Regions from separate parts of the Mus musculus genome. Here region 2 is linked to region 1. A link is a loop called in an ENCODE intact Hi-C map of the cell type or tissue named here. Cell type or tissue: left cerebral cortex. All regions are shown on one strand. Links, peaks and the distances in the headings refer to the core of each region. The heading gives the core; the rest is flanking DNA.

The links. Peaks named below come from ENCODE experiments on the same cell type or tissue, not always from the same donor. Only the 100,000 strongest peaks of a DNase experiment are listed, where the experiment ranks them.
Region 2: it touches region 1 in a loop (2.3-fold over the local background); 3 of 42 quality-filtered maps call a loop at or near these places.

Annotation. Positions count from the first base shown.
Region 1 is chr3:146,940,637-146,953,533 of GRCm38, forward strand. It overlaps Ttll7 (tubulin tyrosine ligase-like family, member 7), which reads left to right. Exons shown (of 21, transcript NM_001357217.1): 16 at 3,370-3,572; 17 at 4,458-4,592; 18 at 6,942-7,022. Among named protein-coding and RNA genes, the nearest start is that of Ttll7, 95 kb to the left of the region's middle. In left cerebral cortex, for the core only: CTCF peaks have their summits at 5,393 and 5,596 (motif pointing left); DNase peaks (open chromatin) are centred at 5,377 and 5,515; H3K4me3 peaks cover 575 bases.
Region 2 is chr3:146,514,642-146,527,538 of GRCm38, forward strand. It overlaps Rpf1 (ribosome production factor 1 homolog), which reads right to left and starts at 6,782. Exons shown (of 9, transcript NM_027371.3): 1 at 6,528-6,782; 2 at 4,746-4,802; 3 at 3,085-3,165. The coding sequence starts at 6,755. In left cerebral cortex, for the core only: CTCF peaks have their summits at 4,483 and 5,800 (motif pointing left); DNase peaks (open chromatin) are centred at 4,537, 5,808, 6,137, 6,818 and 1 more place; H3K4me3 peaks cover 1,970 bases; H3K27ac peaks cover 1,556 bases.

The DNA.
Region 1 (12,897 bases), core at 2,110-10,109:
GCATTTAACCAGGACTCTGGGTACATGACAGGTATTTAGGAAAGCAACCAACTCTTCTTCCATCTTGCTCCCTCCAGCTATCTGCATTCTCTCTCTCTTTTCCTTTCTTTCCTTCCCTCAGTGCCAGTGACCATGATCCAGCCTCTGATTTGCCACTCACCCTTAAACATCCAAGCCAATATCTCCATTTTTTCCCCCCAGATTTTTCTTGAAATACACCTTCTTGCTGCTACCTCAGAAGTAGGACTGTCTTCAGGGGCATGCCATACGCTCTTTTGCACAGCGCATAGTGTCTCAAGGGTCCACCAAATTCTCCAGCTCAGTAGTGTAGTGAACAGGCTGCAGCTTTTACAGAGCTGATTCCCAGCAGTGGTTAGCACATGAGGGTCCTGGTATGTGTGTTAAAACTGGCCTGTGAGGCTCGGAGTAAAGTACCCAAGGAGTGAAGAACTTATCAAAGGAAGAATCCGGAGAAGCAATCTTTTGTTTTTCTCCAAGCATTCCATTGAGATACCTGCCCCCACTGCCCCTGTCATGGAAGGTCCGTGGATTTAGCAGGGAATCCACCTTATTGATTGACATTCTCTAGCACCAGTGATTGATAGCTGCAACTCTCTTTTGCTTCCTTTCCTGAAAGATTTTGTAAATGCAGCTCTGGATAAATATGACTCGGTTTTTTATTTTGGAAGCTGACATTTTATGTCCAAATTTTGCTGGATTTTGATCCCTGGCCTGTCAACTAATGTGTCTATTATTTAATAGCATGGACTGATGAAGGGTATGGGCCAGGGAGAGAAAAGATCCTGAGAGTTTTACAGCTCTGAGATTGTTCTATGCTCTGGGACCAGTAGGTTCAAGAACCAAGATTAGACAGTAGCATAATAAAGTGGGAAGCAGAATTAAAACAGGTTTTTGTGTAGGAATCTTTATTTTAAGTCAACCCAATTCAATTACATATTTATTTTCTTATTGTATCTTTAGGTGGGAATTATACCAAGGGTTTTACTTTATTTTATATTCTCTCTTTAATCTTAAACCAGGAGCCCCATAGCCACAGATTCTCTAATGACCAAGGGCAAAGTCCAGATCAGGAGTGACACTTTCTTGTGTAGACAGTGGGCTTGGTATTGTTAATGCCTCACAAAGCAACATAAACACTTTTTTCTCTCACATCATTTATAGGTGGAAGTCACAACCTAATCTACTCAGAATCACCGGTGTATCTAACTACTTTAGTTTTCTTGTCTGAATTTCCAGGTATGTAGGTGATAAGGGAGAAAGTAAGGTGACTGAGACGATGATATTTTCCTTCTACCCCACGAGCAGGTTCTCATTATTCAATCCTTACCTAAGACCTGTAAAGAAAGACCAACAGTGTAGCTGGGAGTATATGGTTTAGAATTCTCTTCCTCTTCCTCCTCCTCCTCCTCCTCCTCCTCCTCCTCCTCCTCCTCCTCCTCCTCCTCCTCCTCCTCCTCCTCCTCCTCCTCCTCCTCCTCCTCCTCTTCTTCTTCTTCTTCTTCTTCTTCTTCTTCTTCTTCTTCTTCTTCCTCCTTCCATGAGTTTTGTATTGTTGTATGTCAATTATGTGACCTTTGTAACTAATATCTTTTAAAGGTAGACTGACCAGTGACATGTTCCCATATAGTGTGCGTCTAAAAAGTGCTGTGCATTACAAATACAGAAAGATGCTAAGACTTGCAGCAAAAGTCTTTTGTTTTTAAACAGCATCTTCTAAAGCTTAGATGAGTATGTATTTTTATTCTCCCCAGAACATAAAGAAACAATACTACATTTACCACACACTCACAGTATCTTTTAGGAGTGCTCATCTAAACCTACATTTATATCTATCACATTTATGAAGTTTTGGGTTCTTTTCAACAGCTGATGAAGAGAGACCTTTGGGTATGCAACCCGGCTTCATGTGAGTTTTAGTAATTTATTTAACTAATGGAGATTGACATATTCTCCAAGCAGAGAACAAACCCAGGATAGAGGATCTAGAAAAATGAGCAGAAGAAAAGATTAAAATGCTGGTGGTGTTGAGCAACTCTCTTTTTTCCAGGTCTGGAGCCACAGCTTACCAGGGATGCTGCTTCTCTTTCATCAGTGTTCCCAGCATGCACAAGGGCAAATATTTGATGATTTTTTTAGATATTTATTTTGATAACAGTCTTATTCTTTGACTTCATTTTTTTCTTCACTTAAATCTTTTGCTATTGAAATCTCTCTCTCTCTCTCTCTCTCTCTCTCTCTCTCTCTCTCTCTCTCTCTCCCACCCTCTTTCCTTCCCTCCCTCCCCCACTCCGTGTGTGTGTGTGTGTGTGTGTGTATGTGTGTGTGTGTAAGTCTACCAATTTTGCTGCAGCCCTTTTAATAGTGAATTATTATTTACATTAGAATAACCTTCATATTGTTCTGTTCTGTGACTTCCATAAGAAGCCCTGAATTCTGTCCCTTATCTATTTACCCTGGCCACTCTCTGTTCTGTTTTCTTCTTTTCTGTGATACTTTAAAATGGTTAATTTCTGACCTACACAGAGACTCTAATAGCTAGTTTTAACCCAAGGTTAGTAGATAGCATTGTGGACTTACAAAGAAGCGGAGGCTTTTAGCATTCAAAAGGTTGAGGTGTTGGCTGACCTTGGCCACCACCTTGCTGTGTGACTTTGGGAAGGCTCTTCTGATAGTCTAGACAATAGAAATCCCTTTTCCTGGCCAGGAAGATCATTCAGTGTGTGAAGTGCTTGCCATGCAAGTGTGAGGGCCTAGGTTTGGATTCTTAGAACTCAGATGATGCCGGGTGCTGTGACATGTCTGTAGCTCCTGTGTCTCTATGGAAAGATTGGAGGTGAAGACAGGGGGTTCCCTGTACGCTGGGGGTCCGACTAGTCTTGCATCTACAGCAGTAAATGATGAACGATGAGGAGACTTTGTCTCAAACAAGGCTGAAGGCGAGGACTGAAAATTGTAGTTGTCCTCTGAACTCCACACGCGTGCTGTGGCATATGTGTTCCTGCATTTCCACACACACACACACACACACACACACACACACACACACACACACACCCCTTCTGCCCAGGTTTCTATAAGAGTGACATCAAAGAGAAGGACCTATATGCTCATGGGTGTTTGTCTCTTTCCTTCTGTGTCTCTAACATCACACTTGGAGAACTTAGCACTGACGTCTTCTTTAGTGTTTTCCCAGCAGAAGTGTTCTTTACACACCAGAACTTCTCTCCTAGCGATGGTGTCTAGACTTGACCTTTGTCACCCAGCCACCACTGGGGTCTAAGCATTAGTCTGTGGAGACCTACTAGGCAGAAAAGCGTACTAACAGCACCACTTCTCCATCATCGCTAGATTCCATGAGGCGTTCGGTCAGCTGCCCTCGGTCCATCTCTGCTCACTTACCTTCCAGAGGGGATGTGCGCCCCTTTTCTTCTCAACAAGTGATACCATTAGCAAGACCAACGTCAGCGTCCCGGTCACATTCCTTAAACCGCGCTTCATCCTACGCGAGACACCTGCCTCACGGCAGTGACACCGGCTCTACCAACACTCTGGTAAGCTATCAGTGGGTTGTGTCCTTCTGAAGTTGAGGAACACTGTACTCGATGCAGTTGGAGAGGGGATCAGCTGAGAGGATGGGGAGACGGAACCCCCAATCCCTTCTGTAATTCAGTCATGACCCTGGGAAACTGCATTGTTCTCTATCTCCTGATGCAGGAGGGTAACGTTGTTGGTAATCATTTCCTGATGCAGGAGGATAACGTTGTTGGTAATCGTTTTTATAAACACGTTTCTTTTTCTTGCAATATCTCAATCTCCTATAGAAACAAGCACAATTAGTGTATGGAAAATGCCTCTTTTAGACTCCAATAGTTTAAAAACTGGTTTAAAAAATTCTACTCATCGAGCCTAGGCGTGATGCTGTTTAGAATGCTTTCTGCAGATTATATTAACAAGGAATATCTCCTTTTCAGCATAAACTAGAGAAATTTACAATTGAGAAAGTCGGTGGTTTTATTATATTTTGCTGGAGCTAGACCAGAGAGTTATATAAAGTCTCTGTTTCATTAACATTAACAAATTTAAGAACGAGTCTTTCCAGTGGGAGAACTCTGGAGATATAACTGAATTCACTCCCTTCATAATGATGACTGATCTTACTATCCAATCCAAGAATCGGTGGCAAGTGAAACAAATTAGGAAGTCCTTTTGAATTACTCATAGGTAATGTTTATATCCCGAGCAAGATAAAATACAACCAGGAGAAAATACAAAAGACATTCTTACAAATAATAACCATTTTAATGTTAAACATTCGCAAATAAATGTCCACTTAAAAAATTAACAATGTGTCCCTTTTACCTGAAACTATCTTTCACATTATACTGGTACAGTGGAATAAGACCCCCTCCATGTGTCTGTATTCTTTCAAATTTAAGAACGAGTCTTTGCGGCAATTGAAAACCAAAGAGCAGGAAGACGACCTCACCAGTCAGACCTTGTTTGTCCTCAAGGACATGAGAATCCGCTTTCCGGGGAAGTCAGACGCAGAGTCGGAGCTCCTGATAGAAGATGTGAGTATTTGTATAAAATCCAAAGAGCATCTGTCTACTCTTCTGAGAGCATTAAAATGTATTGCCTGGGACCAGGGAGATAGATCTGTTGGTAAAACCCTTCCTGAGCCAGCATGGTCTTAGGCTGGGTCCTCAGAACTTACATAAAGAGCTGGCATGGTGGCCTGCAGCTGTGACCTCAGTACTGGAAAGGCAGAGGAAGGAAGACTCCTGAGAGTTCCCAGAGGTGAGCCGCAGCTCCCAGGGAAACGTCATTCAAGCCTGACCTCTGACCTCCACAGGCATGCATGCACACACATGTGCACACACATAAACACCAGCATATATGTGCATTGTACACATATGTACATGCACACATGCCTCCTATACATCTACACACATACAAAAAATGTATTTTCTGATCAAATTATAATTGATTGAATAGGAAATGTAATTGATATTGCTTTTAGCCCCCAGAAACTTTACAAAGTAAAAGAATTCATTTTAGTTATTAGGAACATTTTATCATATAATAAGGCTTTCAAGTAAGAATAATTAGCATCAAATAATAACTGTTCTTCATGATCAAAGAAATATCAGGGTAAACTCTTCTATTTAAAAACTAAGTTGAAGAGCTTAAGATGAAAAGAGACAGGATGAAAATAGCGCCTTGGTATAAAATGTCAAGATGAATTACAGGTGATGCCTGGAAAATCACGTTTTGAAACAGCCTGGATGAGTTATTTTCACGCCCGCCACCTAGTGGAGCGTTTGGGTGGCAGATGTTCAAACGCTCCGCAGTCAGGACTTGCTCCTCTCTTAAAAAGAAATCCAAGGTCACGGGAATGGTTTGATGGAAGAACATTTCTTCACTCAAGGTTTCTCTTATCCGCCCAACACGCTTTATAAATGCCCACAGTTAGGTCATCCATCGGCCACAGAACGTTTTGAGGGTCGGGTTGGTGGCTTGTGATTTTCTTTTCCCCAGAAGACAAGGCGCCATCTAGTGGTCATATGTAGAATAAGAACCAAAGCTCTCACTGGGTCCTCTTATTGTTCATCCAATGATATGAAACAAGTGCATAGAAATAACGAAACAAGAGAAAGATTTCTTGCTGCAAAAATCTGCAACGGCATCATATTATTGTTATTAGAGAATTATCGTTAAGTATCCAAGTCTTTTGAATTTTGTGCTAAGTTTTGTTTTGTTTTTTGTTTTTTTTTTCAAAAGTGAAAGTTAGATGCTGTTTGTCAGGGAGCTTGTTACAACAAAAGAAAATTGAAAATTTTATAAGGCATTGTGATAGATATGTTTTACATTTTTTTTTATTTAGTGTGTTTATGTGTGTTGGTCCCAGGGATTAGAAGAAGGTTACACTTGGCAGCAAGCATCTTTGGCCAACGAGCTTCATCGCCAGCCTGGAAATGTTTCCACTCACTTTGATAATGTTTATTTCTAAGAAAAGCCAGTAACTTTGAAGCAGGCACATCATTTTTGTCTGTCTTTTATGATCTGATATTTTCTTCTCGAATTTATTTCTTTTATTGAATATTTGCCTCCGTGTGTGTATGTGCACCACATGTGTGCCCGCTGCTCAGAGGTCAAGGACGGCATCACAGCCCCTAGGACAGGAGTCATAGACTATGTGTGGCCAAGTGGGTGCTAGGGATTGTACCCAGGTTCCCTACAAGAGGAACGAGTGCTCTTAGCCACTGAGCGATCACCTTGGTTCCACTGAGGTCTGCTGTTTTTAATTAGAAAACGAGAGAGAGAGACACTAATGTATGTGGCTATTGCGATTCTTCCATAAAGAAGATTGTTAGGCTTATACAATCAATGAAACGTAATTAATAATTAATGTCAGGCATTAGATTCTTTGCTGTATTTCTGCTGTGTTCCAGACTTGAATGCTTGCTACAGTATCCATTACTAGGGTGTATACTGAGGAATTCTGTAGAATTCTGTAGGTAATACAAAACAAAGGGCTAGTAGAACTCTAATTGAATATAGGCTGACTTTGAATGTATTGTTCAATATTCTATCACTATGTGGGTAACACAGCCCTGTGAGTAAAGATAGAAAAATCTGTGTTGGAGTCCTACCTAAAATGTGTGTATCCAAGGATTTCTGGCTTTTACTCTCTGAGTGATATTACTCTTACTGGAGAGAAAGAAATGGGCTCAGGTTTAGAACCTCTGACTTGTCTAAATCTCTGCAGGTATCTTTCTATGAATGGTAGAATTGTTATTATAAGTAGTGCTCTCATAGTGCTGTCACTGCACGGATGAATACAGTCATGGATAACAGGGTCATTCACTATTCTCTGTGAGCATTCTAGCCTAAATTTGTTAACTTCTCTCCCCCAATAGATCATGGATAACTGGAAGCATTATAAAACAAAAGTGGCTTCATATTGGCTCATAAAATTGGACTCTGTAAAACAACGGAAAGTGAGTAGCACATGAAGATCACTTGGCCATTTATATGTTCGTTAAGCTAAAATGTTTATTTAAGTTCAGAACAAGTTTACATATGAACATTTATTTGCTTATTTCTTCAACAAACACTGTGCACCTATTATATGTTAGACAAGGTTTAGGACCGTGTGTCAGCAGATATCTGTGAGTAGTGTGTCAGCAGATATCTGCGAATCAGTGTGTCAGAAGATATTTGTGAGTGGTGTGTCAGCAGATATCTGTGAATCAGTGTGTCAGAAGATATTTGTGAGTAGTGTGTCAGCAGATATCTGTGAATCAGTGTGTCAGTAGATCTGTGAATCAGTGTGTCAGAAGATATTTGTGAGTAGTGTGTCAGCAGATATCTGTGAATCAGTGTGTCAGAAGATATTTGTGAGTGGTGTGTCAGCAGATATCTGTGAATCAGTGTGTCAGAAGATATTTGTGAGTAGTGTGTCCGCATGTATCTGTGAGTAGTGTGTCAGCAGATATCTGTGAGTAGTGTGACAGCAGATATCTGTGAATCAGTGTGTCAGCAGAGCGGGGAGCAGGAACAAAGATCATGGAATAAAAATTAGTTTGATGTGTATATGGATGATAGACCACAGTTTTACTTATTAATCTATTTACATGATAAATTTTTATTGGAAAATAAGTGATACAGTAGTTATAAGAGATGAATTTGGATGGTGGGTCATTGCTCAGATTGAGACTTTATGGGGTTCGAGAAGAAAGAGTTTTACTTTAGTAAATGAGATGTCACTGGAAAAGTTTGAGACTTTTGTAGTCTGACTAGTAACTTGAAAGGACTCAGAACCACTGGAGGGGACTAGAGTTGAGAAGAGAGAATGTGGCATAGAGTGGAAAGTGGTGAGATGGTTTTTAGGGCAACTGAGGCAAGAAGCAGGACTGGTCAGCTAGGGTGTGGAGGGATGCTTGGATTCTGCAGGCCTGTTGTGTGGGTTTAAAAGTATTTATTTTAAGGACTGGAGAGATGGCTCAGCAGTTAATAGCATTGGTGGCTCTTCTACACGTCCCAGGTTCTATTCCAATCACCCGCATGGAGGCTCATAACCTTCAGTTCCAGGAGACACACACTCTCTTCTGGCCTCCAAGGGTACTGCATGCACACAGTGCACAGACATACATACAAGTAAAACAGTCATACACATAAAAAAATGCTTACTTTATTTTACGTGCATATATGTATATATCTGCGTGTATGTTTTTGCGCCATGTGCATTCAGGACCCCAGAGAGGTCAGGAGAGGTGTCTTATCTCCTGCAGCTGAAGTCACAGACACGTGTTACCCTCCATGTGGGTGCTAGCAATTGAATGTGGGTCCTCTTGCAAGACCAAGTGCTCTGAGCCACTGAGCCACCTCTCCAGCCCCCTGTTTTTGTGCTTTGATATTGCATATGCTAGGTAGATGTACTGACTAGCTATCCAAGTGACGATATTGAGTGTTTTTGATGTACATATGGGTTTGAGAGCAGAGTTGAGGTTGGATGTGGAGGCTGTAAGGCATTTCAAGGAATAGAGCTGGACAGGACTATGTCGAAAGTTTGTAAGAGAAGACTGGAGTTTCTGGGACCCTGTGAGCCCAGGGGCCACTCCTGCAGGTAAGAATGGGGAGGTGGGAGGATTCTCTGAAGAGGACTGAGAAGAGACAGGTGGTGCCCAGTGAAAACAGCAGGGGTTGGGGGTCCCTGAAGCCACATGAGGTTACCTCAGCCACAGACTGATGTACTGTGCTGGAAGTTGCTGCTGGGGGTAGAGCATCAACCTGTCTGTTGTTTTAGGCAAACATGGAGGTTAGTGGTGACCACAGTCAAATTTTGAGCAGTCTGAGGGAATTCTATTAGTGAGTCTCGAAGAGGAAAAAAGCAGTAGTTGGTGCAGACACTTTTCAGAGCTGGGGGAAGAGACAAAATGAAGTGGTGGTAATGTGGAGAGAGTAAGATTTCTTTTTTTCCTTTCTGCCTTAACGATGAAGACTCCTCATTTGCGCATGGGTGACAATAGTTTGGAACAACCACTGACAGGGAGGGGCAGTATCAAGTTCTTTGGGAAACCGAGGTCTGGTCCCACCAAGAACAGTTATTATAACCAGAGGGGAGAGGAAGGGCCCCAGGGTGTGACGGAAGACGTGAGATCTGATGAAAGAGCAGGGGACACATAACAGCTGCCATGCCAAGGAGCGTGGGAGGCAGGGATGGCGTCCCCTTAGGAGGCTTGTCTCATGTGCTGGGATGGTTTTCAGGAGCTAGTACTATTTCAGCAGCTCTAGGAAAGTGGATTAACATTTGGCCATTCTACGGCTTGTTGATAGATGAGATGGAATTTGATGCCGATGAGGTTATGACCTTTATCTGAGTAAACTGATCTGAAGGGCTGTCCATCAGCTCATGCGTTGCCCTGCCATGGGCAGAGGCAGTGTCTCCATTGAGGAATATGTGTCAGAAGAGGCAACAGAGGTAGACAGACATTCACCATGCTGTGAGCCATGGGTGCGTAGTTGCTTAGCAACCGAGTCTGGCCTTCTCCCCCACTACGGACCATAAGCCAGAACACCTTCTCCTTCTATGAGTGCCTTTAGGTCATGGTATTTTGTCACAGCAACAAAAAGTAACGAATGCAACGATGTTCAAACAATTGGTTATTTATAGAAGAAAAGAAAGGGATCTTACTTCTTATCGTACACAAAATAAATCCCATGCAGGTTACAGTTTGGTATATAACATAGGGAAATATTAAGACAAAGGAAATGCAGGAAGGAAGATGATTGTAATTGCAGACGGGGAAACAATATCTTTAAAAAGACCAAGAGAGCTAAAAGGGAAATCTTGAAAGACTGTTACAGGAAAGTTTAAAGTTGGGTATAGCTAGTGGTTCTTCCCCATAATCCTGGCATGCAAGAAGCTGAGGCAAGAAGACTGTTGGGAGTGCCAGCTTAGTCTGGGCTACACTGTGAAACCACATCTCAAAAACAAAAACAAAACAACAACAGCAACAACAAAACTACCATCACCAACAAAAACAACAAACAAAAGCCCCCAAACAACAACAACAACCTCAACCAACCAACCAACCAACCAACCAACCAACCAACCAAGACCCCAAGACAACAACAGCAACAACAACAACAACAACAACAACAACACCCACCCACCCAACCAACCAAAACCAAAAAGCCTAGAGAAAAATTTAGGAATGCCAAAAGAGACCTTAAAGAAAATTCAAAGCAGAATGGGTGTGAGGATGTTAAGCAGGTAAAGAATTGAGTTTAGCAGGCAGGAGTGGGATTTGAGTAGTTGGGGGTTGAGCAGGCAAGGCAGGTGCTGAGCACATGGGAGAGTGTTGAGGAAGACTGACATTCAGTGCCCATCACATAAAAAGCAACAGAGGTAAACCAATCATTCTTAGCAGTCAGTCAACAAAAGTCAAACCAGCTTATAAACACCCACAGGTAGCGTGGCAAAATGCATAAAACAGGACTATTTACTAGATCTTCAAATAGCCAATCAGCATGCAAATAGATCTTTGGCTTTACTAATGATGAGGCAACAGCAAGTGAAAATTATCCTATTGGCAAAAATTAATAAGATGGATAATTCTCATTTGTGGGCCTAGCATGGCCTAAGAGGGCCTTTGCTCCGCCATCAGACAGGGTACATTGGTCTAACTCTTCAGAAAGGTCATTCACGGTACTTATTAAATTATGGATGCTCGTAGCCTTATGAGTCAGAAGAACCATTCCTTGCACTGTGTCCTGAAGATTTTCATCCTGAAAAGTAGAAAAGACATCTATAGGCCAACATTTATAACAGTGCTGTTAGTCAACTACCAAGAAGCAGCTTGAGTGTCGCAGTGGGATTATGGTTAAAAGGACGTGGTGCATTCTTGCAATTTAGTGGCATTTGTTTGAGTACTATTCTAGAATCTTCTGAGCAAAGCACCCAGCAAGAAACAAAACTCAATGCAGACTCTCCGGGAGGCAGGTGTCCTCTGCTCCCCGGTCTTCTCTTTCTGGAGATATTCTGGGCTCAGTGCAACCAGTGGACCATGCCTGTGGGAACTGAGGGAGCCTTTCAGATCTGGTGGCCATCTTTTTCTGTCTCATTCTCAACCATGCATTCTGGATGGTGAATTATCAATCCAGTATCAATTTCCAAGCAAGATAAACATTCCAGGCTGAGTTTTGGGAGCTCAGCCCCCTGCGAGCGTTCTGCAAGGGTGGGGAGGGTCTGCATCTATGTGTCTATGATATCCAGTGTCACTCACTAGTCACATGAAGCTCCCCCCCCCCTTTTTCGAGACAAGGTTTCTCTGGGTAGCCCTGGCTGTCCTGGAACTCACTCTGTAGACCAGGCTGGCCTCGAACTCAGATATTTGCCTGCTTCTACCTTCGGAGTGCTGGGATTAAAGGCGTGCACCACCACACCTGGCCACATGAAGGACTTGAACTACTGTGACCACACAAATTGAGTTTGTAACTTAGTTTCAGTTCATCTAGAGTGAGAGGACAGTCACATCTATCGCTTTCTGCATTTAACAGCATAGGTCTAACAGACGAGATGCCCTTTTCTTAATGGTCTTCCATAAAACCTTTCTTTGCTATCTTCCCACTTATGAATTTAGAGGGGCCATGAGAACAATCCAGTGACATTTTTCATTTGATACCAACCTAAAAGGACACCTATATTAAAGTAATAAGTTACACAATAAGGTACATTGTTTTATTTTAATCTACTAATGAGTGTATTACTTAAAATTAACCTGTTTTTTTTTTTGTCTTCTTGTCTGTCTTTTTGTCTCTGTCTGTCTGTCTGTCTGTCTGTCTTTTTCTGTATGCTTGACTGCCTTCCTTTCTCTCTGGCATTAGTGTTTTCCTTCTTGAAGCAGCTGTATGATGGCATACCCTATACTCCCAACAGTGAGGAGTTAAGACAGCCTTGTCTACATAGTAAGTTCAAGGCCAGCCAGGGTCACATAGTGAGATCCTACTTCAAAGAACCTTCCTTTGTTTGACCATGTATGATTTATTCCTAGCGGATCTCTGTACTGAGCTAAGAGAAGGGGAGCAATGCTACCTACTGCCTTTTCCCTCCTTTACTTTATGTATTTCTATATTTTTCAAGTTACCATGATCTGTTTTACAAGTGGAGGGAGGGATGGCTGAGAGAAATGAACCAGTCTGTTGTAAACAACTTGACTAAATAACAGAGATGTGGGTTGGCGCCATGGCTCAAAGAAACAAGGGAAAGAGGTGGGACTGGGCTCTGAGTCCAGGATTTTAATCTAGGCTGCATGGGCAGGAGATTCACAAGTTCAAGTCCAACCTAAGGTTTAGAATGAGTTAAAGGTTAACCTGGGTAATTTAGTAAAGAGTCTACCTCAAAATAACAAATACAAAACAGGTTGAGGAACATAACTCAGCTGATTGCCTGGCATTTGCATGAAGTCCTGGTTTAATCTCTGGCACCACAAAACAAAACAAAAACAACAACAAAACCAAAACATAAGACAATCAAAAGAAAGAAAAGAAAGAATACAGAGAATTAGCAGTTACAACAAAGAGGTGGATAAAGACTGCACCTTCCTCCTAAACAGCACACCGTCCTTCAGCACATTCCTTCCATCTTTTTCATGTCACCTATACGATTCCCTTACAGCCACAAATTATCTTTCCCCGTTTGACATTTCAGGGCAACTTGTACCTGCCTTCTATCTACTGTGAGAGGTTTATGAATTTTAAAAGGCCCTTTAGGGCTACCATGCTACCAGCCACCTGCCTGGGGTCCTCTTGGTACCCACAGTCTGTGGGAAGGAGAGGAGACCCTGTGGCAGTGCTGAACAGTCCTGGTGA
Region 2 (12,897 bases), core at 2,541-10,540, 430 kb before region 1:
TCAGCGCCCAGCCCAGTGCATGATATAATTCTAGGGGCAACTACTATGAGAATACCATAGTCTAAAAATCAAGAGGAATTAAAACAGCATAGTAAAAAATTAACATGAAAGAAAATAGCCAAGGAAGAGCAGAGAAAAATACAGAGTGGGTAAAAGGCAGACGGATGTGTAAGTCTAGCTGTGACTGACACTCAATACTAATTTTTAGGCTGACCAAAGAAGCAAGATCTAACCGTATGCTCTGGATAAGTGATACATATTAAATTCAAGTCTGTGAATAACCTCACAGCAAAGCATGGAGAAGCCTACTGCTGAGAGTCCCTAGAGAGCTGAAGTGGTCCCTGCATATAACACAGACACACACAAGAGGCGCTGCTCAAGGATGAGTACATCAAGAAAATGTAATTATCATTACACACAAGTAATCACACAGAACAATATAACTGTGAATGCATGCAGCTAACAAAAGAATAAACACTAGGAGGTAAAAACTCAACGCACTGGAAGAGGCAGACAGCGGAGAGGTATAGCATGCATGTTCTTTCTTCGGGAACAATGAAACACACATGCAGAAAGAATATGTAAGATGGGAGCAGCCTATGAGATCACAACAAGCCCTTCCAAAATAGGAAGCACAGGTTTTCAAAGGCAACACTGCCCATTCCTCAGAGCAGACTACATGCCAGGACTTAAAAATCTCTCCTTTTTTTTGGTTTTCGAGACAGGGTTTCTCTGTGTAGCCCTGGCTGTCCTGGAACTCACTCTGTAGACCAGGCTGGCCTCGAACTCAGAAATCCGCCTGCCTCTGCCTCCCAAGTGCTGGGATTAAAGGTGTATGCCACCACGCCCAGCCCAAAAATCTCTCTTTAACTGAAAAGGACTAAACTCAAAGTAAGCAAACAGGCACAATAAAATTAACACAAATAAATCTATAATATTTTCAAGTTAGCATACATAAAAATCAATGAGCTGAGGTCAATTAGAAAGGGAAGTTAGAGAACCCTTGGGCTGGAGTGACTCTGCCTAGCACTTGCAGGGGTCTGGGTTCCAGTTCCAGCTCCTCCTCCATACACCACCCCCATACACACACACACACACACACACACACACATACACACACACACACACACACACACACACACACACACACACACACCAAACAGCAGCAACAAGACTCAAAACAAAAAACATCCAAAATTCTTGACTAAAGTAAAAAATAGAAAACAAACAAACAAAAAACAAAACAACCAAAAAAACCCAACAAGCTGTCAAATGCACGGGCCATGTAAGGCAGCAGATGGGAAACCAGAGCTTTGCACACGCGTTAGCACAGAAGTGAAGTCTATGATTCCTTAGAAAGTTCAGACCTGGTGAGAGCCAGAAAAAGCCAGAGATAAGCACAGGAACTGGGCATTGGAGAAAACTAATGATATAAGATGTGGTGGGTGATGGGGTCTGCCAGGGGCTGGGTGAGTGCTAACGACAGGAAAAGCTAATTTTCTATTACATAACAGAGCAGGGTAAGATCACTGGAACCTAGTTAGTTATCCTATGTTAAACTAGTTAGTTATCCTATGTTAAAAGTAAGTAGAGAAGACTGAAGGTTCTCACACACACAAGGATATTTGAGATGTAAATGTTAATTACTACAGTGTAATCATCAGGAATGGTATGTAAACATATTAAATTATGGACTTATGAACATGCCAATTAAAATTTTTAATTGAAAAGACAAATAAATGATTAACAAATATTCCATTATAAAAATAACTGATTTAAATATAACAGTGAAAGCAGCTCATTTTCAAGCTTGTGGGATTTGCTGAGAATGATACTCAAAGGGAATTTTATGGCTCATAGTAAAGAAAATAAAAAATGAGCAAATAGATAAATGAAAAATAGAGGAAGCTCAATGAAAGTAGAAGGAAACAAGAGGGAGATAGAAATGAAACAAAATTCAGTAGAAAAGATAAAAGAAAAACTACTCTGAGAGAACACAAACTTAGACTGACGAAAAGCAAATGTTAGAATAAACACGGGCTTTCTTCAAACAGAGGCCGGCCTAGCTCCTCCTCCTCCCACTCTCCTTGCTACAGGATGATCTCTATTCGCACGATAAAACGACGAGGTTTTATTTTTAAAGGAGAAAAAATGTTAGGAATCATAAGGAGACATTACTATAATTTTAGTCATGAGTTCAAATCAACAACCCAAAACAACGTATAAAAATAATGAATATCATAACCAGAATAAGTTTATCCCAAGAATGCAAGATACTTATTTTCAACTAATTTTAGAGAACCCATAGATGCATTAAGGTAATATGTGGAACAAACACATACGCATCTCAGCATTTTCAGAAAAAGGGTTCTATGGTCATTCATGATGGATCCAAGCCTAAGTGTGATTTCTGTAAAGCATAAGAAAAACTGCTGACGACATCCACATCAAGGAGATGGTACCAGCAGGATTCTTATCAGGAACACTCAAGGACCCCTGCACTGCCTCTTCTAGTCACTCAACATTACAGCAGAAGTTCCAGTCAGAACAAAAGAAAAAATAAAGCAAGAAATAAATCTGTCTTTGGAGAAATAATTATCTAAAATGTAAAATGAAGCTAATATTTAGATAAACTACAAGAAGCCAGGTTAGGCAAGCTATGGTTAGAGGACCACTACCCTCGAATCAACGTTATGTTTACAAACTAGCAAACAAAGCGTTATGTTTACAAACTAGCAAACAAAGCCATCTTCAGAGACGCATGTGCCAGAGGGAAACTGAAGCAGGGCAGCAGGAGCAGCTCCAAGAAGACTTACGTAAAACCACTATGGAGAAGATACAAAATTTACTAAACCATATTTTTAATATTTAAGAAGACCTAAGTGAAGTAATGTATGCAGGTCCCCAGACTGCATCATCTGGTGCACTGCGTGCATTATCAGATGTTCTAGACAAATCCTAACGACAGAGACAGGGAAAGAGACAATGAGGAAGGGGAGAAGAGATATCTACATCTTGCGACCACCACGACGTCAAACAGCAACACACCAAGGGTGATCATTCACATTTGGTTTCTGACATTACCTCTTCATCATTGGGGTCTACTGTGGTCTCGTCGTAAACGCGCTGGTTGTCAATGGTCTTGGGAACAGGCTTTGGTGGAGCCTAAGTAAGAGGGGAAACACCGAGTGTTAGAAGCAGTTTATATTAACAACTTCACATTCCTGTGGGGAAACAAGACATTCTTCAAATAACCTCAGAACAACCTGTCCTTATTTCCATCCACAACCACTGTTACTAAATCCTAGGAATAGAGTGGGGGCAATGACACTACCCCTTAACAATCTGAGAAGACATACGTGGTAAATACAGAATGAAGTGACTTAAAACTAAGACAGGAATCACAAAAATTATCCCTGTCTAAAATAATATCTAACAGTAAAGGGAGTCAGCAGAATGGAAATAAAAAAAGTTTAGTTAGTTGCAAATCCAGGTGACTGTTTCTGTACTTCCCGCGATCTCCTCAGAAACGTGGCAAGTCTATCCAGCGACCCAGTAATTCTGTTTGGGGTTAATTTATGGAAAGAAATAAATTGTCTATGTGGTGGCCATTTGTAATGGAAACAAACATCAAGATAACACCCTGCATACCACATGACCAGATAATGCAGAATTATCATGCCGCCGAGTTTATGGTATCAACATACTTGCAAGGAGTACAGCAGAACTAGGAGAACACACAGATGCCACACAGTGACCTGAAGGAACGGTGAACTGAGGTGCTACTCAGGATGGGCGATGTGGATGTGTGTAAGGTGTGCAGTTGTGGAAGTTGGTTCTCTCCTTCCACCCAGTGGGCTCTAGAATTACACTCAGCTGGCCAAGCTTGGCAGCAAGTGCCTTTACCTTACCGAGTTCTCTTGCTGACTCTTATGTAATCTTTAAAGATAATTCCAGGAAGTCATCTTTCAGTCCAAAATCTGACTTTTTGTGTTCAGTTAGGCAGGGTGTGGTATATACCAGCTGAAAGCCTACATACACCCCAACCCAGGGCCAGCGATGTGTTAAAGGCCGGCCTGCACATGAATTTGCTGCAATCCGATGATAAGATTATATGATGTATTAGAATGCTGAAGGTCAAAATAATCTAATATTGATGACTTTAGATGTTTTAAACTGATCCTATTTGGACAGTGCATGAAAAGTAGTATGCTTAGTCTGTACACAGCCTGAATATGTTTATCTTTCTCAGAAATCCTATTCTCACTTGGTATTTATAGGTGGTAAAGGGGAGGAGAACCATAGGCTTTAAAAATCTTACACGCTAAATTATGAATTAAGCATATTTGTAAAAATTTTAAAAAACGAAAACTTTCGTCTTGTAACAATGCAGGAATATTTAGTAGTTCTTTTAGCTTCAAGTCACAAGAGTTAAACCCCAAGCCTAAAGTGGGAGTTCCCAGTTCCAACAGCAGGGAGAGCTTTCCCTGCCTCCTGAGCACACCGCGCTTACCACCTGCACACAAAGCACCTAGGAAGGCACAGCTCAGGGAAGTCCAGCAACTCCATCTGAGCGAGCTACTGAGAATAGGGGACGAGTTGTCACCACTATTTGCTAAGTTGGGTACAGAGTACAAAGGGATTTAGTACATTATTTTTATACATCTGAAATGTCTTAGAAGAAACCAACACAGTATCAGGAAATACTTCATAAGACAAAATACAAGGCTATAAACCTTACTTACCTTATCGCCAAGAGCCTCTCTCTCCTTTTTAAGTTTTTTCTTAGCTGCCAACTTTTCCTTTGAGATAAAAGCAAACAATATTGAGAAACCAGTAGTTATTTCATAAACTCATACTGAAACTACAAGTCAGCTCTGAGAAATTACTATAACCTTTTAAAATAAGCACATGAAACTTTTTAAAGGTCTGCTTAGATAGCCCAGGCTTGCTTCTGACTGACCATCCTCCTGCCTCAGACTCCTTAGTGTTTTAGATTACAGGTGCATACTCCCACTCACAACTAGACTTATCGATTTTTCTTTAATAGCTAAAATATTGAACTACAAATGGGCAGGCTAATCAAGAAGATTCATTTGACAAAGAGCTTGCTCTTTGTTTTGCTTCCATCAAATCAACATTAAGTCTGAACATTTAAACTTTCAGTAACTTTAATTTTTTACTATAATACTTCCAATTAATTAAACGTATGAATGAACAAGTACATTTTCCCCTAGTGGATGCGTTCTAAAGATTATGGGTATAATGGTTACTTCTCTTGAAAAGCACTGAAAATAGACAGAAATGGGAGATGAGTTCTCAGGACATTTCCAATAAGGTCACCACTAGTTATTCTTATAGGTTATAACCAAAACTACCTATTAAGGTCAATAGGAAGTTGCAAACATGTTCAGTTGTTACTTAGTATACACTATAATCTCCTGAATCTAGACAAAATGTCTGACACATTCTGTAGTGCCTACTGATCTTCAGTCCAAAAAAAAAAGGCTTTTAGGACATTCCTCCCTCAAAATTGCAAATCAAGCCCGGCGGTGGTGACGCACGCCTTTAATCCCAGCACTTGGGAGGCAAAGGCAGGCAGATTTCTGAGTTCGAGGTCTGGTCTACAAAGTGAGTTCCAGGACAGCCAGGGCTACACAGAGAAACCCTGTCTTGAAAAAAACAAAAAAACAAAAACCAAAAAACCTCCACAACTGACTGTTCTTCCACAAGTCCTCAGTTCATTCCCAGCAACCACATGGTGGCTCACAAACATCTGTAATGGGATCTGATGCCCTCTTCTGGTGTGTCTGAAGACAGCTACAGTGCACTCATATAAATAAATCTTTAAAAAATAAATAAATAAATAAAAAGAACTCCAGTAGCGACCTAGCACTTACGAAAAGATCCAGCCAAGGTCCTCCAGTAAGAGAACACAAATATAAAATCATGTGTTAGTTGCTGTGTATGCTGTAATAGGGAATTTTTAAAATTGTAATTTAGACACAAATGAGCCTCATGATCCTGGGCAAGGCTTACTTACAAGTCTGTCTAGTTTTCAGTGCGAGCACAAGGCGGAAGAGAGCAAACACAGCTATGACAGACACTTCACAGTGCTGAAACTTCACCAATGGTTCCTTGAAAGAGTCTGGGGCCACGTTTAGGACCTGGAGTTTACCACCAACGCTAGGCAGGCGGGATGCGCAAAGGCAGGGGGCGGACCCTCTGCCATCTCCGGCCAGAGGCTGGATCGTCGGTTCCAAATCCCTCGGCTTCCCAGAGAGTGCAACCCACGGAGCAGGCAAGGGCCGGATTCCCCTACGCCAAGCTCATCCGGCAAAAGGCTGACGCTGGGGACCCCGTAGCCAAGCGAGGGGCTGGGGGCGCGCCTCCGGCCCCGCCCCTTCAACCCCGCGCGCCCCCGGCCCCGCCCCTTCAACCCCGCGCGCGCACGTCGCCCCCCCCCCAGCCCCGCGCGCTCCCGGCCCCGCCCCTGCGCTCGTGCCCCGCCAACCCCGCGCGCGTACCTTCCGCTGCTGCTGTTTCCACCGCGTGAACATCAAGTGTCGCCGCTGCTTGTTCTTAATCTCCGAGATACTGAAGCCCGGGGGGAAGGCGGCCGCTTTCGCGGGCTGCACCCCGCTCTCCGCCGTCCCATCGCTCGCGGCCGCAGCCTCTTGAGGCTCTTCAGCGGCAGCTTTCCTCTTCAAGCCTCGCTTGCCGCCACCAACACTTTTCTCGCCGGCCTTCGCCATGTTGTTTACGGCTGTACGGAAACGGAAGTGCTCTCTGTCTTTGACCCGGGTCATACGGTTTTACTTCCGGGGCCGCCAAGTTCCGGAACTAGCGCTTTGCTTTATGGATTAGCTATGTAAGAAAGTGCCAAGGCTGGACGCTGGTGGTGGCGCACGCCTTTAATCCCAGCACTAGGGAGGCAGAGACGGGCGGATTTCTGAGTTCGAGGCCAGCCTGGTCTACAGCCTGAGATCCAGGACAGCCAGGGCTACACAGAGAAACCCTGTCTCGAACTCCCCTCCCCCCAAGAAAGAAAGAAAGTGTCAAAATTCAGAGTTCGTTCCCGACTGTACATTATTTCTAATAGAACAATTTCTAAACAGAACAAGATTAAAAAGAGAGCAAAGAAGCATCACACTTCCAACGTTCTCACTGGTCTCAGACTTAATGCTTATGCAGCAATGCAGGAAAATCCTTTCATCTGAGATAAACTGATAACGCCTACCAGACAATGGAAACGGCCAGCTGCGAGGCCCCTTAGCAGCAGCAAACTAGTCTACCACTCAAACACCACAGACACCAGAAGTCAGACGAAAATTTAGGAGAGAAGAAGAGGCTTGAAGTTGAATAGATTCTGTGAGGGTTTTGTAAAGACGCTGTGTTTTGTGTAAGATGTAGTCCTCTTGGTGGATTTTGAGGGAGAAAATGATCAGGCATTTTGCTTTATTTTTAAGGCGCTACGGCCCTGACTCAGGCTTTGTAGATGCTAAGTGAGTGGTTGTCATAAAGCTGAATTTACAGTCTCCTTGATTTACACATAAAAAACAATACTCATAATAATTATTTAAGGGGACTGGGAAGATGGCTCAGTGATTAAGAGTACTGACTGATCTTCCAGAGATCCTGAGCTTAATTCCCAGCATCCACATGGTGGCTCACAACCATCTGTAATGGGATCTGATGCTTTCTTCTGGTGTATCTGAAGACAGCTACAATGTATTCATATACATTAAATAATTCTTTTTTTTTTTTTTTTTTTTTTTTTTTTGGTTTTTCAAGACAGGGTTTCTCTGTGTAGCTCTGGCTGTCCTGGCACTCACTTTGTAGACCAGGCTGGCCTCGGACTCAGAAATCCGCCTGCCTCTGCCTCCCGAGTGCTGGGATTAAAGGCGTGCGCCACCACGCCCGGCTACATTAAATAATTCTTAAAAGTTATTTATTATTATTTAAGAAGAAACTAAGGGAAGATGGGTGGAGTGAGAAATGTTAATGAATTGAACAAAGGTAGTATTCGCACAGCTCTCACCTTAGAGAAAAATGAGACAGTTTATTCTGGAGCCAAATATGAGTGGCCTGGAAACATAGGTTCAGGCATCCCAAAATTCCCTTTTCCAAGGTAGAAGCAGGTTCCTAAAGCCTTTTTTATAGTCATAGAACAAAAACTCGTAAACCAAGACACTTTCCAAGTCTGTTGTTGGAGCCACTAAGTAGGCAGTTACTTCATAGTGAGAAATCTCAGCTACAGGTCTCCAGTCACCACGGAGCTGAAACCAATCCTATTGGTTAGTGATGTAACTGTTGTTAAGTTGTAGCAGAACATAATTTATGTTTGTGGCAATGCTGGTGTAAATCCACCATGATGACAGTCATATAAAATTACAACATTACGATTATGATACTATTCATTCCTTGACAACACTAAAAACAACAACAACAACAACAAACCTTGTATGTTAACTGGCAGATGTAATAGTGCTGGCTTAAATATTTGCTTTCCTACACTTTTAATTTTTAGATTGTATTCCCATTTCCATTTTTGTTTCTGTAAAACAGTGTGCCATGTTACACCTGTACAACTCATATGTCTCCTGTTTTATCATATCTCTTGATTAAATCAAAATACCATGCTGAGTGATTACCATATGCCACCAATATTTGTGTAAGTACACACTATGCTGTGTACACATTGATAAAATTGTGTAGTTAAAACATTCCCCAGAATGTATATATATCCATTACCAAGTAGTCCTAGTACTTGGAAATCCATCAATGAGAATATATTTTCTCTAAGATTTAACCTATACATTGTGATCAGACAAGAGACACAAACATTTTAAATGTAAGGTAATAAACAATAATATTTAGTTTATGCTAATTATCTCGGGTCTTAGAATACTCTTAAAAGTTATTGAAAACTTTATGTGGTTATAACTGTCAAAACAAGCAAAAATGTAAATTAGGGCTTATAATGCTTGCATATATTTACGTATAGTAGCAATAAAATCATTATTTAAGAATTTATATACATTATGAAAATGACTGCATTTTGTAGCACAAAAAACAATTGCAAAGAGTCATATTGTTTTATGGACTTTTAGCTGGATTAAAGCTATTTTTGCGTAGAGTCTTTATTGATAGGAAATCTTTGTTGAAATACATGAAGAAAATCTAGCCTTAATTTTGCAACTAGTTGAGAAAGGAATATCTAAGAGATATTTCAGACAATTATTGATATTTGGTACTGCATCAAAAATTGGCAAGTGGCAAGCTTTTTAAAGGTAACTTGTCATGACAGCTGGGTATAGTGAAGCCCAACTTTAATCCCAGAACTTGGGAGGCAGAGATGGGTGGGTCCCTGTGAATTCAAGGCCCGTCTGATCTATACAGTGAGTTCCAGGCTACCCAGTGATATATAGTAGTACTCTGTCTCTAAAACACCCTAAAATTCCATAAATTATATCAATGACCTTTTAATAGTCTGTTACATACATTAAAATGTATTGCTCTTGCCTTTTACCTATGTGTGCTATGTAGCTGCATTTACTGATCATTTGAAAGATATTGGTTAACTGTATCTTTCAAAAGTTGATGCACTTTGTTATACAATTTTTTGGCACACACATACATGTGCACACACAGCATGCAGATCAATGGGTCAAAGTTACTGAAGTTGAAATTATTGTTAATTTATTCTCTTTGTCCTATTCCTGATTGCTAATTCTTTAAAACAAATTTTACTAGTTCTATAAGAGTTTTGGGCAAGCTGGTTTGATCATATTCATTCCCTTCATCGGTTCCCAGGCACACCGTCCTTCTCTTATCCGGCCACCATTTCACCACACTTTAAAAGTACTACTTCATTTCCACCTATCCATCTCCTTCCTTTAACTCTTCCCATGCCCGAACTCCCTCTTAAATTCATGACTTCTTCTGTAATCATTTTACACACACACACACACACACACACACACACGCACGCACACACACCACTGCTCTGTCCATTTAGCATCCCTCATAAGTACAGTAAGTGTTTAAGAAATTCTCAAAAAAAAAAAAATACAGAAAAAAAAGTCCTAATCAGCAAGGTACTGAAACGTGTCACACTCACAGTGGCACCAGAGTTCCACTTGAACAGCACTAAGCTTGGCTCCATATGAGCCGTGAGCAGTAGTACCTTCAGTGAAACCCAGGGTATTAAAACAGGGCTTTGGAGAATTGAGGAGTCATGGGCAATGGGGTCTCATATTGATATAAACTTCCCTTCTAAACATGACTTACTTTCTATTGCTGCCATTAACTAAAGATCAAGAACAATCTTAGCATAGAGTCTTATTGTAAAATGGGAGTTCACTCTGAAGTAGCGTCAAGAGCATTCTATGAGTTTCTTCAATGGTGCCAGCTATACCTCATCATTTGGCTGAGGCTCACCAGAACCAAAGGTTTATACTGTTTGTTCCTTCTGAATAAGATTGTTTTCTTTCTTTCCTGATCCATTAAAGAAAATAAAAATTTCTTGCAGCTTCTGTTATTATCCTTCAGGCACTTTTTTTTTTTTTGAAAATCCTTTTTATTTTCTACAGCAAGCAGGCAAATTAGAGATAAAGTCTTGTCTTCTTTTACCTCTTACACGGTAACAGAGATGATAAAGTATAAGATCATGTTGCTTTGGTTTCACAATACACTGAGAGAAAGTTAAGATTCATTTTGGGAGAGAGATAAAATGAAGTCTTGTGATTGCTCTCACACAGCCACGGGGGCCTTTGTGGGGGAGGAAGGTAAAGAGATGGGAGATTGTCTAAGGACAAGGACTGTATGTAGCTAGACTTTTATCCCAGCAAACTCCAAGTGGACCCACCTATCTCTGCCTCCCCGGCATTAGGATCACAGATGCATGCTGGGATGTCTGGGTTTTGTATGGTTACAGGGGTCGAACTCAGGTCTTTATGTTTGCACCAACTAAACCACCTCTCCAGCCTTCTCAGCATTAATTTATTGGAGGCCTAGCTTAAATCCCAAAATTTTATTAGACTTATTTATTGTGTGGGTTGCCTATTTGTTTACTTATTTGTTTGTTTTAAAAGACATGGTTGAGACAGTCTCTTGTAGCCCCAGGCTGGCCTTAGAATGGCTAAGCATGACTTTAAACTCCTAATCCTTGTATCTACCTTTCAAGGGTTGCAAAGACAGGCATGTGCCTTCATTACTAGCCATGATTAGTTTTAAATACTCTTTTGTTGTCAAAAAATGTTTTATTAATTTTTAAAGCATTGTCTTAAGGTAAAATCAGATGATAAAAACATTGTGGAGACTGATATACTTGGTTTGGTTCCTAACTTCATCCTTACATAGAGCTGGAGTGAGAGTTACCGGATCACTGATCTGACTTGTAAGCAACTCTAAGAACCTGTGATCGCAGCTGCATGGTTTCTCCTGGCCATGAACCTCTGAAGATTAGCTTAGTGGAGTGAGCAGTGAGCACACCACCAAGAAGCCCTGGGGAGAGGCACATCTGAACTTTAGCAAGCCTTCCAGGTGATCTTATGACACCCAGAAACAGGTCACTATGAATTTTGTTCCTCTGACTTCCATAGTAAGCCCCCTCTCACAAACAGATTTAGTGTCCAAATCAAATAGTGTCCTCTTCCTATGTCTTCCTTCATGTAGAAAAATCTAGATGACTGAACTAGGCATCACTAAAAGACTTCTTATAGCAACACATTATTATGTATCCGTAATAAAAACATTTAACCATTATGATAAAATGAGAGATAATGAGTACCCTTAGGCAAAGGAAAGACAGATTAATGACTGGCTGCAAATCTGGCTTACTTTTTCTTTAATTTGTCTAGCATCCTGACACTATGATGTGTCCAGATGACTCTTAGATGCTCGGCTTATTTTATTTCTGCCCACATTAATGCTTTGCACCAATTAGCTTCATTGTTCAGAAACCTATGCTGTTTGAATCTCAATATTAAAAGTATTCATGCCTCTTTCTACCTGGGTTTAGTCTTGGAACACGAAAAAAACCCCAACAACTAAATATGAGTGGAAAAGAGATTAAGTGTGAATAAGTCCAAATTATATTTAATTGCAATGCACCAGGGTTAACTGTTGATTTTGAAGACTTTGTTATGCTATTGTAAGATGCTAACATGTGGAGATATAGGGGGTATGCACACATGAGCTATCTGCTCTATTTTTGTAACTCCTATGTAAACTTGAAAACTTTTCCAAAATAAAATATTTCTTTCTGATCCTTACTAAGAGTTTCTTGGTGTCCATTTAAAAGAAATTATAGAATTGCTTTGCACCAAGCCAGCCTATGTGTTCATAAACCAATAGTGTCTCTTCCCTTCCCTCCCCTCCCCTCCCCTCCCCTCCCCTCCCCTCCCCTCCCCTCCCCTCCCCTCCCCTCCCCTCCCCTCTTGGATTGGATGTTTTCTTTATTTACATTTCAAATATTTTCTCCTTTCCAGGTCTCCTCTTCTGAAACTCCCTATCTTACCCCCTTTCCCTCTGTCTCTATGAGGATGCTCCCCACCCACCCACCCATCCACCCATCCACCCACTCTTGTCCTTCCATACTGGCATTTTGCTACACTGGGGCATCGGACACCCTCAGGCCCAAGGGCCACTCCTTCCACTAATGTCCAAGAAGGCCATCCTCTGCTACACATGTGGCCAGCACGATGGTTGCTCCACACGTATTCTTTGGTTGGTGGTGCAGTCCCCAGGAGCTCCGGGGATCTGGCCTGTTGACACTGTTGCTCCCTCCGTGGGGGCTGCAAACCCCCTCAGTTCCTTCAGTCCATTCTCCAACTCCTCCATCGGGGACCCTTGAGCTCAGTCCAATAGTTGGCTGTGAGCTTCTGCCTCTGT